Regions from separate parts of the Homo sapiens genome. Here region 1 is linked to region 2. The links are chromatin loops, found by intact Hi-C in ENCODE. Cell type or tissue: B cell. All regions are shown on one strand. Region 1 has its middle 28 kb from the start of LINC00963. Region 2 has its middle 47 kb from the start of LINC01503.

Region 1 (5,000 bases), 77 kb after region 2:
CCAAGAGTTTGAGACCAGCCTGGGCAACATAGGAAGACCCTATCTCTACAAAAAATTAAAAACAAAACAAAACAAAACAAAAGTCCCAGCTACTCGGGAGGCTGAGGTGGGAGGGTTGTGTAAACCTGCGAGGTTGAGGCTGCAGTGAGCCGTGATCATGCCACTGCACTCCAGCCTGGGTGACAGAGCCCGACCCTGTTTCAAAACAAAACAAAACAAAAACCACATGTGAGGCCCAGAGCAGGGCTTTGCGGGTGCTCAGGGAGGCAGAGTGGCTCTTGCTATCACCTCGATCCCTTGATCCAAACCACTCCTGCTTGTACAAACAAGTGTCACTTGTCCAAAAGCCTGGGTGCACAAAGGTTTCCCACAAAGGGAAGCTTCCAGAGAGTCAAGAACCCTGGGGAACAGGCAGGCTCACAGCCACGGCTGCTGCCTCCAGTGCGGTCGTTCTGTGGCCTGAGAGCGTCACGTGCTCCTCATCCTGGACCATCAGGGGCTGGCGCACCCATCAACAGCTGGGTGACCCTGGACCAGTGGCTTCACGCCCCTGGTCTTGGTGTCCTCACCTGTGAAACACGGGCCTGAGAGTTACCGAGGAGCTATGCAGTTTGTCTCCATATCACCATCTGGCTTGCCCCTAAGCCCCCTTTCGCCCCCTACCCCCACAGGGGCGAGGTCAGCACCCTCTGCAGCTGGAGCTTTGAATGTGGAAGCCTGGGGGAGGTTCTGGGGCTGACATGGGTGCTGAGCTGGGATGAAAGCACAGAACGCCTGGGGGGAGCCCCTCTCCCTCTCCCAGACTTTGCTCCCAACCCGTCCTGAGCTCCCCTGCTGGAGCCTCGAGGCAGGCCGAACTTTGCAGCCCTGTCTGCCCACGGTCCCTCCTGCTGTGACTCCCTGCAGCCTGCATTTCATAGTCAGTAGTGGGGGTGGGGGATCCTTGCTGTGGGCTGGAGAAGTCATGGGGCCCTCCTCACAGTGGAGCCTTAAGAGATTGCCCCTATAGCCCCTGCCCCCGGGGGACCCCGGATGCTTCGCTGATCCAAGGGGCACCCACAGAGTCCATGGAAGATTAGGCAGCCCCAGTGACGAGGTTGTTGGATCTGTGCCACTCAGACCTGAGCTCGGGAGAGGTGCCCGTGCAGAGGGGGTAGGATGGAGGTGCCCCAGGGGCAGCAACAACAGAAGGTCCCAGCTCCCTCCAGCCCTGGGCTACTTCCTCTCCTTCCCCAACGGCTGCAGACTCTGGTTAAAATGGCACCTCCGCCATCTGTCGTCCCTCCCCCACCCCGTGGGCACGGCTGTGACGGGGGGCTGGCTGGCCTCGTAAACAGGCGGCTGGCGGGTCCCCAGGGCCGGCGGGTGATAGGGCTTGTGCTGGCACCGAGGCCCAGCCAAGAGCTGGAGCCGGAGAGGCCCCAGGGCGGCCGAGCTGGGGGGGGTAGGCAGGATACCAGGTAGCAGGAAGGTTTCCGCGCCTGAGGGGGCCTGGGTGGTGCCCCAGCTACCTGGCCGCTCCGGGACCTGTGGGGCCCCTTCTCCTAAGTATGCCCACCCCATCCCCAGCATCTCCAGTCCCGGCCCTCTCACATTCGCCTCACCGCGCTTCTGCTGCGCTTAGAGAATCTTAAATCAACACTGGGGTGTGAGAAGCTCCATGGAGCCCCCTAACTCCCCCGCCACTGCAGCGTACACCATGCCGTGGGGATCCTTGCTTTACAACCAGGGAAACTGAGGCCAGAGATCAGGGAGGTGGGAAGGCTGGGCGTGGACCAGAACTTTCCTCCACCTGGTTGCCAGCTAGTGGCGGTTGTGGGGTGAGGGGCTGTCCCAGGGGCCAAGCTCGGGGCCCTGACACTGTAAACAAGCCTCCCAGCCTCAGTTTTTCCATCTGGGGAATGGTGGAATCAAGGCGGCTGCGGAGGCGGGAGGGCTGTCCTGTGAGCCAGAGAGCACTGGGGACCTGCCGTTCTCTCACAGTCCCCTCACCTCTCCACGAGGGAGGACTCGGGGGAGCATCCCGGGAGGGGCTAGGGGTGGGCGCCAGGGGTGCCTGGGAGGGAATCTGTCCGGGTCAGTTCCCTGGCTACCCCTCCCTCCCCCTACCACGGTGCTGCCGGCCGCCCCCTCCTCTCTCCCGCCTTCTGACTGCCAGCTCCTCCCCGCAAAGCCCTCAGACCCCAGCTGCAGGGATTTACAGCTTTGACCAGCAGCTCAGCCTCCCCCTGCTCCTCCTCCCTCCTCCCCCGCCTGCATCTCCCCCCTCCAGCCTCCCTCCCTCCTCCTCTCCATCTTTCCCCTCCATTCTCCTCCTCCCTCCTCCTCCCCCCTCTCTCCTCCCCTCCCTTCCTCCCTCCGCCCTCCCGCTCCCTCCCTCCCGCTCTCCGGGGGAAGAAAGGTCACCGTGCAGCTGATTACTCAGAGCTCAGTTGCTGTAGCAACCGGCGGGGGAAGTGGGACAGGCTGGCTTTGAGGACGCGCGAGGTCGGCCGCGGGCGGCTGGAGCCGGCGCGGGCCTCTGTGCGCCGCGAGAGGGAGGCCGCCTGCAGCCCGGCTGCTCGGCCGCCGCGGGCCCGGCTCCGGGGGTTCAGTTTTAATGAAGAATCCCTGCTCCCTTCTCGCGCCCCTCCCGCTTTCTGCCCACCTCCCTGGGGTCTGGAAGGAGAGGGTCGCCCCTCCCCGCTTTGGCTGCTAAACTCTCTGGCTCTCCCCCCGGCCGCTGCCTGGGTTCTGGTGGCTTCCTTCCTCCTCCTTGTCTGTCGGAGCTCAAGGGACAAGCCCTTTCCCTGGCGCGTGCCTGGTGAAACCCTCGCACCCTTCCCCACCCCCACAAGCCTTTGGCATGGCCTGGGAGACTCCGGGCATCTTCAACCCAGCCAGGGACAAGGGTCCGCGGAGGGTCTGGAGCCCCTCGTGGGCCTGGTGCCCACGGAGTGCCCACCCCTGCCCTCCAGGAGCCCCTGGGAAGGCAGCACTCTGTTCAAGGAGGAAGCCAGACCCAGCTACAAGGGAGGGACCCTCGGCTGATGCAAAGAGGCCGGAGCCCGCATCCCAGCACCGCCCCCGCCGGCTGTCTGCTGGTTCCTTCTCCAAGGCCTTCAGAGAGGATCCCTGAAGCTTGGCAGGGACAGACACAGGTTCTGGAGTGGGCTGGGCCTGAGTTCAAATCCCACACTCCAGTGGGACCCTCATCCACCGCTGATAGGAATGAGAAGTGGTTCGACTACTTTTGGAAAACATTTGGCACTTTTAAAAAAGTTGAACATACTCTTACCACGGATCTGACCATGGCACTCCGAGGCTTTTATCTCCAAGAAATGAAATCTCCACCGGCGCAGTGGCTCATGCCTGTAATCCCAGCACTTTGGGAGGCTGAGGCGGGCGGATCTCTTGAACCCAGGGGTCCAAGACCAGTCTAGGCAACATAGTGAGACCCTGTCTTTACAAAATATTTAAAGACTGGACGGGCGCGGTGGCTCATGCCTGTAATCCCAGCACTTTGGGAAGCCGAGACGGGCGGATCACGAGGTCAGGAAATCGAGACCATCCTGGCTAACACGGTGAAACCCCGTCTCTACTAAAAATACAAAAAATTAGCTGGGCATGGTGGTGGGTGCCTGTAGTCCCAGCTACTCTGGAGGCTGAGGCAGGAGAATGGCCTGAACCCGGGAGGTGGAGCTTGCAGTGAACAGAGATCATGCCACCGCACTCCAACCTGGGCGACAGAGCGAGAGTCTAAAAAAAAAAAACATATATGTATATATATATGCCGGGTGTGGTGGCTCACGGCTGTAACCTCAGCACTTTGGGAAGCCAAGGCAGGTGAATCACCTGAGGTCAGGAGTTCAAGACCAGCCTGGCCAACACGGTGAAACCCCATCTCTACAAAAAATACAAAAATTAGCCAGGCATGGTGGTGCATGCCTGTAATCCCAGCTACTTGGGAGGCAGAGACAGGAGAATCGCTTGAATCTGGGAGGCGGAGGTTGCAGTGAACCGAGATCATGCCACTGCACTCCAGCCTGGGCAGCAAGGGCGAAACTCCGTCTCAATTAAAAAAAAAAAAAAAAAGAATTAGCCAGGCATGGTGGTGCACACCTGTAGTCCCAGCTACTCAGGAGGCCGAGGTGAGAGGATCGCTTGAGCCAGGGAGGTTGAGGCCGCAGTGAGCCAAAATTACGCCACTGTACTCCAGCCTGGGCGACAGAGCGAGACCATGTCTCAAAAAAAAAAAAGAAAGAAAAGAAAAGAAAAGAAAAGAAAGAAAAAGAAAACAATGAAACTCACCTCCACACAGAGCCTTGCACATGAGTGTTCACAGCAGCTTTATTTGTAAAAGGCGGAAACTGGAGACAGCACAGTGTTGCTCCGTCCCGCAGGCAAAGGGAGCAACAGGTTGTGGCACATCCGTCCCATGGAAGGCGACTCACCAACAGGAACGACCGTGCACACAGCACCACAGCACCATGACCAGGAGAGGAGCCGGAACAACCGTGCACACAGCACCACAGCACCATGACTGGGAGAGGAGCCGGCAGCCACCAGCAAGGCATGGGGGATTGTGTCGGTGTGAAGTCCCGGAAGATGCGTGCGAGTCGGTAATGACAGAAAGCAGCTCTGTGGTTGCCTGGGGATGCTGGGGTCCAGGAAGGACTACAAATTGGCAATGGGAAACTTTTTCTTTCTTTTCTTTTCTTTTTTTTTTTTTTTAAGACAGGGTCTCACTGTCGCCCATGCTGGAGTGCAGTAGCGCAGTCATAGCTCACTGTGACACCTTCATCTCCTGGCTTCAGGTCTCAGCCTCCCAAGTAGCTGGGATCATAGACACATGCCACCATGCTTGGCTAATTTTTGTATGTATGTATGTATGTATGTATTTATTTATTTATTGTAGAGACAGGGTCTCTCTGTGTTGCCCAGGCTGGTCTCAAACTCCTGGTCTCAGATGATCCTCCTACCTTGGCCTCCCAAAGCACTGAGATTACAGGTGTGAGCCA
Region 2 (5,000 bases):
GGAGGGGCTGGGAAAGCCCCTGGGGGAGCCAGAAGATCAACCCCTTCTCTGGGCCATTGTGTTTCTGGATAATGGGTGGAGGTGGGAAACGAGAAAGGTGCAGGCGCTTGAAGAGCAAAGGCTCCTCCTAGAGCCGCTTCTCCAGCCTGCTGCAGCCAGGCCTGGGTTCCCCATGGCAGCTCCCCCTGCCCTCTCCACGCCAGTCCTGTGTGAGGCATGCACTTGAAATCAAACCCAAATTCCCCTCTGCAGCCTGCATGCCCCTCCTGGCCTCTGCTCCTCTGCTCAGCCACACAGCACGTTCTGTCCCTCAGGGCCTTTGCATAGGCCTGGGGTACTCTGTCCCCGGGCTCCCTCCTCCGGGAGGGCCTTACTCCCCATGCGCTCCCATCTGTTTACCTGGCTCTTCGTGTCTTCCGCATGTGGCTGAGCTCCCAGCGCAGTGGAAGGCTCTCAGTAAAGATCTGTGGGATGGTAGGGGCGGAAGGGCGGTGGCCCTCTCTCTGGCTCCCCGGATTCCAGTCCTCACAGCCCATTAGTAAGCACCTACTGTGTGCCAGGGCCCAGCCCAAACTAGCCAGTGGGGTGACCTTGGGCAGGTGGCACCACCTCTCAGACCCCTAGTCTGTCCATCTTTAGCATTAAAGGAGGCACAAGTCCCCGAGGGCTCCCCACTTTGGTTTTTTTTTTTGTCTTTTTTTTTTTTTTTTTTTTTGAGATGGAGTCTTTCTCTGTTGCCCAGGCTGGAATGCGGTGGTGCGATCTCGGCTCACTGCAGCCTCTGCCTCCTGGGTTCAAGGAATTCTCCTGCCTCAGCTTCCTAAATAGCTGAGATTACAGGTGTGTGCCACCACACCCAGCTAATTTTTGTATTTTCAGTAGAGACAGGGTTTCACCATGTTGGTTAGGTTGGTTTCAAACTCCTGACCTCAAGAGATCCACCTGCTTTGGCCTCCCAAGTGCTGGGGTTGCAGGCGTGAGCCATGGCGCCCGGCCCCTATTTTGATTTTGATGGTGGGTCTAGGCTTTCTGCAACTGGGCAGTCTGCAGAGCTCTGTGGGGCCTCTGGGGTCTGCAGCTTCCTGGGCACCCCCCAGACTCCCATGTGGCTGCCTTTGCTGAGAGCACCCTCCCTGCTTCTCCTGGTGCCTCCAGGGGACACCCCCTGGCTCAGGCCTCCTTCAGAGCTGTCCTCACACCCCATTTTGATTGTTTACCCCTCTGTCTCCCACTGGGCTATGACTGGGACAAGGCATTTTCTTTTTGCATCCTAGCTTAGTTGGGGACACCCTGTGTGGCCAAGTGTCCCCAGGCTCACCCAGCTGAAACAAGATCTGGGAAGGGTCTGGCAACCCTCCCACCAATAGCTTCCCAATGGGAAGAAGCCACACCCTTCTGTGTCTGTTGAGAAGCTTTGGGGCTGTTTACTGCCCACCAAGCTCTCGAAACTGTGGCTCTCGAAACCCAGAGGGAAGGGGAGCCTTATCACTAGTCATGGCTTCTGCTTGATATCTGTCCAAAAGGCCTGACTTCATCAGCCAACAGGCATCCCAGCCTTTTCTGTTAAGTTGGGGTCTGTTTCCACACTGAGAGTCCCTGGGGGGCCTCTGGAGTGGGGATGCAGGCATGGCAGAGCACTAGGTGGGCACCCAGCTTCTCAGACCTCTCTCTTTTCCCACCCAAGCTCCAGGGGCAGAAAACAACCCACACCTGCCAGAAACCTGACCAGGCTGCAGAGCTGGAAAAGCTGGTTTAGTGCAGGGAGGGTGGGGGCAGGGAGGCGGGCAGGGTGAGCCCTTCTGAGGCTGCCAGGCGCTGCTCACATCAGCCGACTGGCCGTTGGCCTCTCAGGACTGTCACTTGGAAGTTCCTTCTCCAAGAGATGGCTATTGCCAAAGTCATCTGTGCAGTGACCACTGCAGGGCCTGGGCGCTCCCGGGAGCCGCAGCGCAGGGACAGTCCGTGCAGACGGGTGGCGGGGGAGGCGGGGGAGGGCAAAGGCCTCCACTCTGCAGGTAGCCCGGGCCTGGTGGGCGAAAGGACTCAAACGCCAGAGCTCTCTGACCCTCGGCCGCCAGGGTTCAAGGCTGGGCCCAGCCGCGCTTTGCCGGGGTCCAGGGCGTGAAGGATCGTGGGGGACCCGATGGATCCTGGGGCGCCCGCTGGGGGCCTCGCGCGGGGACCTCCCGGCTGCTTGAGAGGCGGAGGCAGCAAGAAGCAGGAAAAGGAACTGGGGGGACGCGAGCGAGTGGCAGGCCCTCCTCGGTGGCCGCCGAGCGCGCGCCCAGCTTGGGGAACGCGCTGCCTGCGCACCCGGGCGCGCCCGGGAAGGCCGGCTCGCTGGCACCGCGTCAGTTTCCGAGCTGTCTGTGCATGTCTATTTCTTTCACTAGAGGTTGCTCACTTTCACTTCTTGGTTCCTTTCGCCTCCTCTGACGGCTCCGGGAGCGTCTGTGCGCGCGCGTGTGTGCGTGCCCGTGTGCCCGCGCGCGACCGGCGACCCCGCCCCGCGCCCCTGTCCCTAAAGGGAAGGGCGTCCCGCCGGGCGTCGCGGGGCCTAAATGAACATGGGAACCTGCGCTGGGGAAGGCCCGCCAGGCCCTGCTGGCCCAGGAGGCCCGGATTACAGCCCAGTCTGCGTCGCTGCGGGCAGAAGACCGCGTTCATTACCGGTGCCCCTCGTCCCCACCCACTTCTCTCTCTTTCTGGGTCTCCAGACAACCTTCCCGGAAGCTGCAGCTACTTCTTCTGACTTGGACTGGGGGTAGGGTAGGGTAGGGGGCGCTTTCTGCCACCCCTTTCCCCCATCCCAAGGAAACCGAGGCCAGTATGGACGGGGCCTTGCTCCACTGAACAGGAAGCGACACCCTGAAACTTTTGCTTGAGCAAGTGAGGTTTGGATGGGACCGAGAGGGACCTCCGCAGCTTCTCCCCTCCTCCCCACCCACTCCTTACAGTTCTTTTACACACCCTGTTCCTGGGCCCTACCTCAGGGCCTTTGCACGAGCTCTGGGCTCCAACAGGCCAGAGACCTCTATTCCTCACTAATTGACCTTAGGCAAATTCCTTAACCTCTCTGAGCATCCATTTTCTTGGCTGTAAGATGGGCTCAGAATAAGATGTTTGAGGGTTCAAGGTGATGACCAATACAGAGCACAGGACCAGGCACTTAGGGCAGAGCAAAGGACATGCGTTGGGCCAGGGCAGTTGTGGGGATTATACAGACGCTTCCCTCGCCTGGGGTCCCTCCACTCTCTCCAGGGAGCCTCTTCACCTTCCACCCACCCGCAGTCCTCAATGGCTGACTTTCACTTGGTACGATTCCCTGCCCCAATCCCTGCTGTGAGGACCATCCGGTGGAAATAGAAAGAGGGCCAGGTCTGAAGGCTGGAGAGCTGGGTTCAAATTCTGGCCAGTTCTGTCTGGCTGTGTGATTATGTGCAAGTTGCTAGGCCTCTCTGTGCCTGAACTTTTTTCTCTGTGAAACTGAGGCAGAAGGCTGCCTGGCCTGCATCTCAGGGCCCTCAGAGGATGAAGCAGAGCGCGGTGGGATGTCATTCCAAGCAGTGAAAAGCCTCAGACAGAAGCATGTCGCCACTGTCATTTACACCCGTCCTTGCAGCATGGATTCAGGCTTGAGGAATCAGCTTGTCAACCCCATCAGAGAGGTCCCTGCCTCCTGTGCTAATGGGAGGTGGCTGGAAGGCCACTTCCAAGAAATTTGCAGCTTGATGGGCTCTACCACTCACATGTAGCCTTGGACATCAGTTCCAACAAGGAGGGTACTTGAGGCACGGTGACAGCCCCAAAAGGGAGTGTCCTGGGAAAAGAAGCAATGTGTACTTCTCCAATGAGTAAGGCCTTGGCCAGGGACCATGGTGCGACCTTCCTCAACCCTGCCACCCGGCACCGACATTGACTCTCCCTCACCCCACATACTCCCTCCTGGGCACCAGCCCCCGAAAGGACCCAATGTAGTGGCTCCATCCAGATCTCCCATGCCCCTGTATCAAAGCTGCCATCTTTCCCCCAAGTTCACTGCTCCTCAGTTACTGACGCCATCACCCACCCGATTCTTCAAGCCGCAGGCTCATGGTCCACTGGTTTTCTCAAGACAGAAGCACTGACATTGATTTTGCTATATGCGTACTGTAAAACCACAGACGATATAAAACATGTGCATTGGAGAATGAAAGTTCCCTCATTATATGCCCTCCTGAAATCGCCACATTTCACAGTTTGGTGAATTCCTGTATCAGTTTAAACTCTGTGTTACAACAGACAGAAAATCCAACCAAGATAGGAAATAATGGGCTCATGTAAGGAAATGATGCAGAGGTGATAGTGGGTTTCAGGCATGGTTTGATCCAGAGGCTCATGATGCTGTTGGGGCTCTGTCTTGGCTTCTCTGCAGTTCCCGTCCCTTTGCCTTCCTAACAGTATCAGCTGGGCCCATTCAGGGTGGTGCAGTGACTGCTGGGGTCCCAGAGAGTCTGTCCTCAACACTGCACCATCAGGCACAAGATGGATTCATTTGCTCCTGAGGATAAGTGAGGAAATCTGTTTCTCAGAGGTGCGCTCATCCACTCTGGGGAGGGTCAGAGAAGACTTCCTGGAAGAGGCAAGGCCTAACCTGAGTTGGTGTCTCCTCCTTTACATATGCAAAAGCAAAGTCCCCTTTCACCTTTATGAAACTTGGAGCTCAGAAGTGTTAAGCGATGGGGTTGAAGAGGCTGAAGTGACCGTAGGGCCGTGTGCATGAAAGTCAAAGGCAGATGGGGCTAGGCTGGAGCACCAGGCTGTGTGGCCTCAGGAAAGCAGGACCTGTGGAACAAAGGCACACGAGCCTCCGGATTTATTAGGAGGGATAGGCCCAGCCCCCAAATGCACTCCAGGATTTGTTTATATTATTGTTATTGGAGGCTTTGTCATTATTGCCACTTCAATAGAGCCCTCGGCACAGTGCCAGGCACCCAGCAGGCACTTAGGATGTAACAGCT

The links. Hi-C counts contacts between places; a loop is a spot of excess contacts. Peaks named below come from ENCODE experiments on the same cell type or tissue, not always from the same donor. Only the 100,000 strongest peaks of a DNase experiment are listed, where the experiment ranks them.
Region 1: a loop joins it to region 2, with 12 times the contacts of the local background. A loop is called at or near these places in 7 of 110 quality-filtered maps.

The regions. Positions count from the first base shown.
Region 1 is chr9:129,458,075-129,463,074 of GRCh38, forward strand. No RefSeq gene overlaps it. Among named protein-coding and RNA genes, the nearest start is that of LINC00963, 28 kb to the right of the region's middle. RefSeq lists enhancers at 612-661, 1,038-1,559, 1,560-2,080, 2,212-2,835 and a silencer at 2,475-2,764. In B cell, no CTCF peak of the experiment used is centred here; DNase peaks (open chromatin) are centred at 377, 1,317 and 2,457; H3K4me3 peaks cover 1,991 bases; H3K27ac peaks cover 1,473 bases; H3K27me3 peaks cover 720 bases.
Region 2 is chr9:129,381,368-129,386,367 of GRCh38, forward strand. No RefSeq gene overlaps it. Among named protein-coding and RNA genes, the nearest start is that of LINC01503, 47 kb to the left of the region's middle. RefSeq lists silencers at 2,090-2,309, 2,460-2,579. In B cell, no CTCF peak of the experiment used is centred here; DNase peaks (open chromatin) are centred at 2,424 and 4,104; H3K4me3 peaks cover 1,606 bases; H3K27ac peaks cover 2,908 bases.